2 separate regions of the Mus musculus genome follow, and region 2 is linked to region 1. Evidence: chromatin loops called from intact Hi-C (ENCODE). Cell type or tissue: left cerebral cortex. All regions are shown on one strand.

Region 1 (4,000 bases):
CCCCTGAGGGCAGTTGGGCCAAGAGTCTTTTAACTTTCAGTGATTCCCTTCACAAGGATGCATAAGTCAAGAAAAAATGATGACTTCCCCGCTCCTGCATCCAAACACTGCTAATTAAATGACACAAACTCACTGCATCTAGGATACAAATACGATACTATATCGGTGGTCAATGGTTGCTGTGAACAAAGTGCCACAAAATCATTATTTTTCCATTCTGAAGATCAGAAATCTAAATGGTACCTCAATAGACTAAAAGCAAAGAGCCAGAAAATAGCATATCCCTGTAGGCTCCAGAGGAGGAACTCTACCTGGCCTTTCCTAGAGACCCTCTGCACACATGGCTCTTTGCTTCCTTCCCTGCATCACAACCTCTGCTTCTGATCTTGTATCTCCTTGTTCACTGACTCTCCTACATCCATCTTAGCATCTTGGAAGGAGGCTTCTGATTATCTAGAGCCCACCAGGTAACCCAGAATAACCTCCCCAACTCAAAGCCTTTAATTTAATCACACCTGCCAAGTCCATTTAGTGAAATTAGGGTCTAAAGGTCTTTGGGCACCATTATCTTAACTTCCAAGTTAGTAATCATTTTTGGATAGGCCAGGGGATATGATTTTGAGATGTGGTTGAAATCAATACAAAGAACTTTCCAGTCCTATCCATTCCGTGAACTCAAATCCCTGATGGATTCAAACAGCCCAACCCAAAGACGTGATATAAAATTATCCGATGTGGAGCATTGGCTTGGTCACCCTCCAAGTCAGACAGTGACGGAGTACTTGGCTAGCTCCCATCACTGGCTGCAGAGATGCTCTGGCAGAGGAGAGCAGGAATATTTCCAAACACTGAGTCAACCATACAAAATAAATGAATAAAGTCATCACTGACTCCTCCCATTTAATTGTTTACCAAGGGCTCAGTGGTTAAGGTTTTGTTGTTCCTCCTGCCTGGAATTCACACTTCTGTGTTGCTCCATCAGCCCTCCCTGCCTCCACCTTCCTTTCCCCCATCTTCCCCATCACCTTCTTCAGTTCCCCAGAAGATGTGAAGGTGCAGTTAGAACAAAGACGTGATACCAATGAGGTAATTTGTAACATAGAAATTAGGAACTTCTCCATGCCTGGCTAAGAACAGATCTGGCTTAGTTTATGGGCAGTTTCTAGCCTTAGCATTAATGTCTAACCTCTAGATTCTTTAGCATATCATCTATTTGTTTTTCCTTTTCTTATAAAAATCTATCAGCACTATGTTTTGGCTAGTCTCCGTGTGAATATAGCCTTCAGAGCCCATAGGTATGACTCTCAATGGTTTTACCTTACAGACACATATTCATCATCAGTCCCCAGCTTCGGGCTGTACTCTACACAGAGGTACCAATGGATGAGCCTCTCATCTGAAGGAAGTTAAAATAATGATGCCCAAAGACCTCTAGACCCCTGAATATCCCAAGAGCATGAGGGCTGGGATATTTTAAACCCTTTCTTCAGACTTCTCATGCTGTGTTCTTTTGTGTATCCTCTGCATTCCTCTGGCCACTTCTATTTTTAGGTGGGTCAGCGCTCTCTGAACTGTAAGGCTACTCCCCTCCCCATGCCCGTGAGATCACACTGGGAAAACAGGCAGCTGGAAATACTATACTTCATGATTAGCTGGGACATCCAATCACACACTGCAGAGTAATAGAGAGAACTGTTGCTGACAGCTGATGTGTCAAACCAATATGATAGCTTCTTTTAAAAAAAAAAAAACTGCTTTGATGCAATTTGGATTTGTCTCAAAAGATACAGGCAAGGGTCCTTTGCGTTCTTTACTTTGTTTGTTTGTTTAGGATCTGGGACATAATGAGCCAGCAGTCTGCTGTCTGTCTCTCTGCCATTTGGCTGGAGTCGGATTTGGGAGCAGTGTCACTATAGCTCTCGAATCCTTCTCCCATTGTGCACCCACCCATTTCCCATGGTGCACACACCCATCTCCCATGGTGCTCCCACCCATTTCCTACGATGCTCCCACCCATGGTAGTTGGGTTGCAGGTGGTTCCAGCCCCCTTGCAGACACTGGGATTAAGGGCTTGGGCTGCACCCTCGGCCCTAGGATTGATAACTTCAATAGCTGCCTTATGTCCTGCAAAGCTGGATCAGAGCAGTCCCTGCTGCCAGCACTGGGAGCTAACCAAACGCTCCATCACTATCTGTCTTGGAGTATGCCCAACCCAATGCTCAATGGCCTTCCTTGTTTTCTAGAATTGATCAGTTTCAATTCAACAACTGTGTTTCCTGGCATGCATGCCAGAAAGTATCACAGGCACCTTTTCTTGTGATTCCCTACATGCTGGGAAAGTTGCAGGGCTTGATACACTCCCTCCCACCTACCAGAAGCTCCTAAGATTCCTAACCGAGTTCCACCCATTGGCTGTGGTTCCCCCCTTGAAACAGATGCTCTTCTGGAGGCTGCAGGGACATTTAATCTACCCATTCATCCAATATATACCCACTACTTAAAATCGCATCGCTAGCCAAACCCTCGAGGTTTATCTTTGCCTGCAAGGAATACACAGTCCAGCCAGCTATTAATCATTGCTATAACACCTCTGTGTAAGGGGAATAGGGAAACAGGATAGACTCTGAAGAGGGAAAAATACAAAGAGATGATACCAATTAACAGGACCAGAGAGGAGAAAACAGACTGAGGGGCACTCGCCCATAGGCTATCACAGAGGACCAGTGAGCCCATAGCCACACACAATAAGGGTTTCCATGGACCTAGAAGTACATTTCTAAGTGAGTTACAAAACCTCAAAGACAAGCATAAGTCCCCACATAGAAATACCACCCTGGGTATTTACGATCATCCAAGCTGTTGGTACAATCTACTGAAGTAAACAAGCAAGAAAGCCGCTGTTCCCATCCTTCCAATGCCTACCATTGCCTCCCCTTCTGGTGCTCTCAGATTTTAAGAGCCATATCCCAGCTATGGCCCAAGGGACAGAGACATTCCAAGCTACAAGAAGACTCGTTTACAGTTTCATCTTCATCCTTTTATGGCCAGAGTCCCTTCGCATCTCAAATCATTACTGAGGACATGAGAAACCTCTGGGGAGTTTCTCCCATCACAGAGCCCTACAGCTCTCCTCAGGCTTGGTAATAGGATTTTGTCCCAACCTCCCTGACATCTGAAGACCAGAAAGGGGCATGTATGAACTAGTAGCCCAGATCCAGTCTCCCTTCTGCTTCGTCTCCATGGAATACACAGCTCCTTCTCATATGTATCACCTGTCAATCACCTGAGGGTCTCCAAGGAGCCACATTGATGAGCAGAAGAGGAATACAGAGCAGGTGATCTGCAGACCAATAGGAAGGGTACTACCCAGAAGCTTTAAGATTCATGGGCTCTAAACGTGAAACATGGTTAAGACAATGACCTGGAGGCTTGGAGGCAGGGGTGCAGACTTGTATTATGCATATGTCAGGGATGGAAGAAGAGCTACAAAATTAAGGCACTTACCATCTTTCCTCTCTCCCTCCTGCTGAGAGAGAAAGTATCCTTGTACTCTCAGCTCTTTGGCATCTCTCACTCTTTCCTGACCTTATGTAACTGGCTAGCCGGGCATCCTGTGTTGCTGAGAAACATCTTTAGATAGAACTGCATGTTTAACTTCAGATGATTTGGGGAAAAACAATTAGGAAAAAAAACCGAACAAGAACATAAATGTAGTAAGTGTTTACCTCATACAAATGCTAAGAATATAATATATGTATAAATATATATATTATATATCAATGTAATGTAGATATATATAGAAAATATACAAGAATATAACAAGGAATAATGATCTCTCGCGTATTTGTTATAGAAAGCTGTTTCAGCTCTAATTGTCAAATAAGTGTCTAGATTTATAAATATATACATACATATTTCCTATTGTAATGACCCATCAAATATTAATCAGTAAATATTTGTATTTTCTTTCATTTCTTTGGTGTCTCTAATATGCCTCATT
Region 2 (4,000 bases), 150 kb before region 1:
TCACAACCTGATCTACCTCAGGTCCATTCATAAATTATTCATGCTCCAAATCACTTCATGCTGAAGCCTAACCAGTCACCTTACATCCTTCCGGGTCTCTATCCACCTTCCAGGCTGCACACCTGCCCAAAATTGATAGGACAGAGTGTGTACCTGGTGCAGGAGCATCATCCCATACTTTGCTCAGAGATTTTTGTCTAGCCTGGAGCAAAGAGAGGAGTTGATCCCAACTGACTGCTATAAATTCACACGAGGTAGAATTAGGATAATGAAGCGGCTGGTGAAAGCGGGAGCTGGGACGTAACCATGAAATCTTATAAAGACCACAGTGGGCTTTGGAATGGAGGTACAAGGAGACAAAATACTTTAGACAGGGAACCACAGGTTCAGCAAGAGACCTTAACTCTGTAAACAAAGTGGAGAGCAATGGAAGAAGAGACTTGCATCACATACACATGCACATATATGTATGTGCACCAGCACCTACACATGTGCCTACACATATGCAATCACACACACACACACACACACATACATGCAAAACTACCCTCAGATAGGAACAAAACACCATGGGCTGGGAGAATATGACTACCATGAAGACACAAAGAGTTCCTTCAAGTCTCTAAAGTGACCTCATTTCATGGCTAGTTGCCTTAGTCTTTTCCCAGATCTCTTCATGATAAACCCAAGATGAGCAAGACCTTGAAAATCAGTTCCTTTACCAAAATAAGTTCACTTACTAGCTGATGCTTCAACCACATCTGCCAGTTCTTGACAACAAATGTGAACAGGCTGTAGGGACTTTAGGTCAGGGGCTTCTGTGAAATACAGTAGTCCCTCTAAACTAGACTCTAAGCTTCTTTCAAAAGAAACTTCCCATAGTTCTGAACCCCGGTGTAGCCAGCACTGTTCAACATATTGATTTCTTTCAGTAAATACAAAAATGGAAGATGTAATAAATCACTTTCAAATGCTTTGTTTATTTTATTCCCACAATATCTCTGTGACCTATTTGAGACACATACAAAACCTAGACTGCTAAAACCTGTGCTTACAAATGGCTTCTGAGGTGAGGGCAGCCTTTAGAATCCAAACCTGTAGAATCCAAGCCTACAGAATTGGGTATGGTCTCCAGATGAACTGTGTCAGAACATGACTCCTGGAAGACCTCCAGATGTCTGTTGGCGAACCTTCTCAAGAACCGCTTGGCATGTGCAGGAAAGCCCACCCATACCTCATCTCAGGAGTTTTCTACAGTGGCTGTTAGAAAGCAGAGGAAAAAACAAGCTCTTTGGTTTATTCTACATTTCTTTAGCCCAACATGTAAATTCAAAGCTAAGTCTTGTCACCTACTGTTCTACTTACTGTGAATATATAAGGTTCTAAGCTTCCTATTAGATTCGCTTTACGTGCTTTGATGGTTTTGTTGTTGTTAGTTTGTTTGTTTGTTTGTTTTTTGTTGATGTTGATGGGGTGTTTTTTTTTTTCATTTGCAGGATGAAGATGAGAGTGCATTACCTCATAATATCACAGTACAGGTCAGACCCAAAAACATCAATAAATCACCAAACATAGCACCTGTACACAGCAGGCACACTATAAATGTTAGACCCTTCATCTAAGGGGAAGAAATTCTAGACACTCACAAAGGCAGGGATGTTTTTTACAATAGGTAGACCACCTGCTGGCATTTGCACACACACAAAAAAAAGACATTGAAAAGCAGATGAAGGCAAAGACATATAGCAGGTGTCTGGGAAGACACAGAGAATGTTTAGAAGCACAAAATAAAATGATGTGGCATGGAAATAACCCCTGGCTCTTTTGCTGTGAAAATGAATTATAAGTTTCAGTTTGAAATGCATCTTTCTTAAGAATTTGTCTCTGAGGTATTTCGCTTTAAGACATGTATTTAAAGAGGTGGTTTTTCATCAACTTGACACTTGCAGTATATACATCTCTTAAATGCAAGCAGGAACACAAGGAATTTCTCTTTCAATATCACCCACAAAGAGATTAAAGAGAAGCCTTTCTGTGAAGTCCCAATATGGAAGATAGAGTATGTTGGTCCTGGGAGGTGTTTCATTTTTCAGTCAGTTCAGAGGACCCAATCAATCATTAGTCCAAGCAGTGTCTCCAGGTTCATGTGAATTGTGGTACACTCTAGATAGGGCGAACATAAACCAACTCAGATAGATGCAACCTCTGTTATTACAAAAGCCCACCGCCCCAGCCTCCTTCCCAGCCTTCTCAAGTTTAAACCACAACTGCACACAGGAGTCATAGAATGCACTCCTGAAAACGGTGATATCAACTGAATAAAAACAGAGCAGTATAGATGTCTTTTTAAAGGCCATTGCTCCTGCTAATAAATCAAAGAATGAATGAAATCAAACCTTCTAGACCATTGACACCGGTTCCATGTGCCTTCCCTTGGAAGTCCAGCCTTAGGGAAAGGAGAATGTGGGACATAAAAGGACCAGAGGAACCAAAAATAAAGACTTAACCATGATGGGGTATACCCAAACCCCAGATAGCTGGAGGGCTGAGCCACAAAGATGGATGTGAAGTGAATCTGGGTAATGGCCAGTAGTCTTAGTATCTCAGATCCAAGCTGGAATCTCGATGCTAGGATAAACCAAGCTAGTCAGATACATTTTACACATAATTAATGAACTAACTAACATGAAGGTCAATACTTTAAAAGCTATTTTCAATGAAGGACTCAGACAGCAGAGACTGGGCAAATGATTGTCTACATTTCTTCTCCCTCAGTCCATTCATCAATTAATCCCAAAGAAGAAGGAAGAAGGTTAACTTGTAAAAGTTAAATTTAGAAAGAAACAGGGGCTTTGATTATGATGAATCTTGATACAAAAATAAGTCTGGACTTCGTGGAGTAGACAGGCCTGGAAGTTGAGGTGAGAGGATCACAAGTTCAAGGCCTGCCTGGGCAACTTAGTAAGATATAGTCTCAAAATAAACCACTGAGAAGAGCATTTAAGGGTGTGAGTCTCTGGTAGAGTACTTGCCTAAAATGCACGAGGATGCAAACCCTAGTAATGAAAACCGATTCTAGTGTGTCTTATTAGAGATATGGTAAACACAGGAGCTCTCAGCATTTGTTTGATACAGTTGTTTTGTTATACATTAAAACTGTACATGTCCACATTTGACATCATATCTTAAAACCCAACTTTCATATCCATGGTCTTTTTAACCTTCTGGATACCCTCTCTTGTAGTCTGGAGTCCACAATTCCCCTTTTACAGATGAAGAGGTGACAGTGCAAGGAGTTAATGAATCTGACCAAGCTGATACAGACAACATCCCACATGGTCCATCTCAGACAGTGAAAGTCCAGATAACATCTCACTCCCTGTGTAATCTCCCAAATGTACTCAGAAGCCTAGATGGGATATAAGACATATGCACTGGTCTCTTTTTAAAATAATCATAGAATAAACACTTAAATATAAACACAAAAGTATAATTGATGTGGCTAAGGAGACGATTCCATCATTAAAGCATGTTCCTTGCAAGCAAGAGGAACTGAGTTCAATATTGAGGACTGATGCAAAAAAGCTAAATGCAGTGGCAGGTGCCAATAATCTCAATGCTGGGGAGACAGATGGGTTTGCTATCCAACTAGTCAAGCTGAGTTAGTGAGTTCCACCTTCAAGGAGAGATCCAGCCACACACACAAAAAGAAAGAAAGAAAGAAAGAAAGAAAGAAAGAAAGAAAGAAAGAAAGAAAGAAAGAAAGAAAGAAAGAAAGAAAGAGAGAGAGAGAAAGAAAGAAAGAAAAAATTAGTTGATGGGCCAGCAAGATGCTCAGTGGATAAAGATGCCTGTCACCCAGCAACATAAAATTTAATCCCCAAACTCACACAGTAGAAGAAGAAAACGGACTCCTAGACTCCTACATGTTCTTCTCTGACCTCCACATGCATGTCATAACATGTGTACCCACATGCACATATGTATGTGCACACAAACT

What was found. Peaks named below come from ENCODE experiments on the same cell type or tissue, not always from the same donor. Only the 100,000 strongest peaks of a DNase experiment are listed, where the experiment ranks them.
Region 2: a loop joins it to region 1, with 2.0 times the contacts of the local background. A loop is called at or near these places in 2 of 42 quality-filtered maps.

Annotation. Positions count from the first base shown.
Region 1 is chr12:75,358,108-75,362,107 of GRCm38, forward strand. The region is part of intron 1 of Rhoj (ras homolog family member J); the gene reads left to right. Among named protein-coding and RNA genes, the nearest start is that of Rhoj, 52 kb to the left of the region's middle. In left cerebral cortex, no CTCF peak of the experiment used is centred here; DNase peaks (open chromatin) are centred at 807 and 2,294.
Region 2 is chr12:75,212,704-75,216,703 of GRCm38, forward strand. No RefSeq gene overlaps it. Among named protein-coding and RNA genes, the nearest start is that of Kcnh5, 37 kb to the left of the region's middle. In left cerebral cortex, no CTCF peak of the experiment used is centred here; no DNase peak of the experiment used is centred here.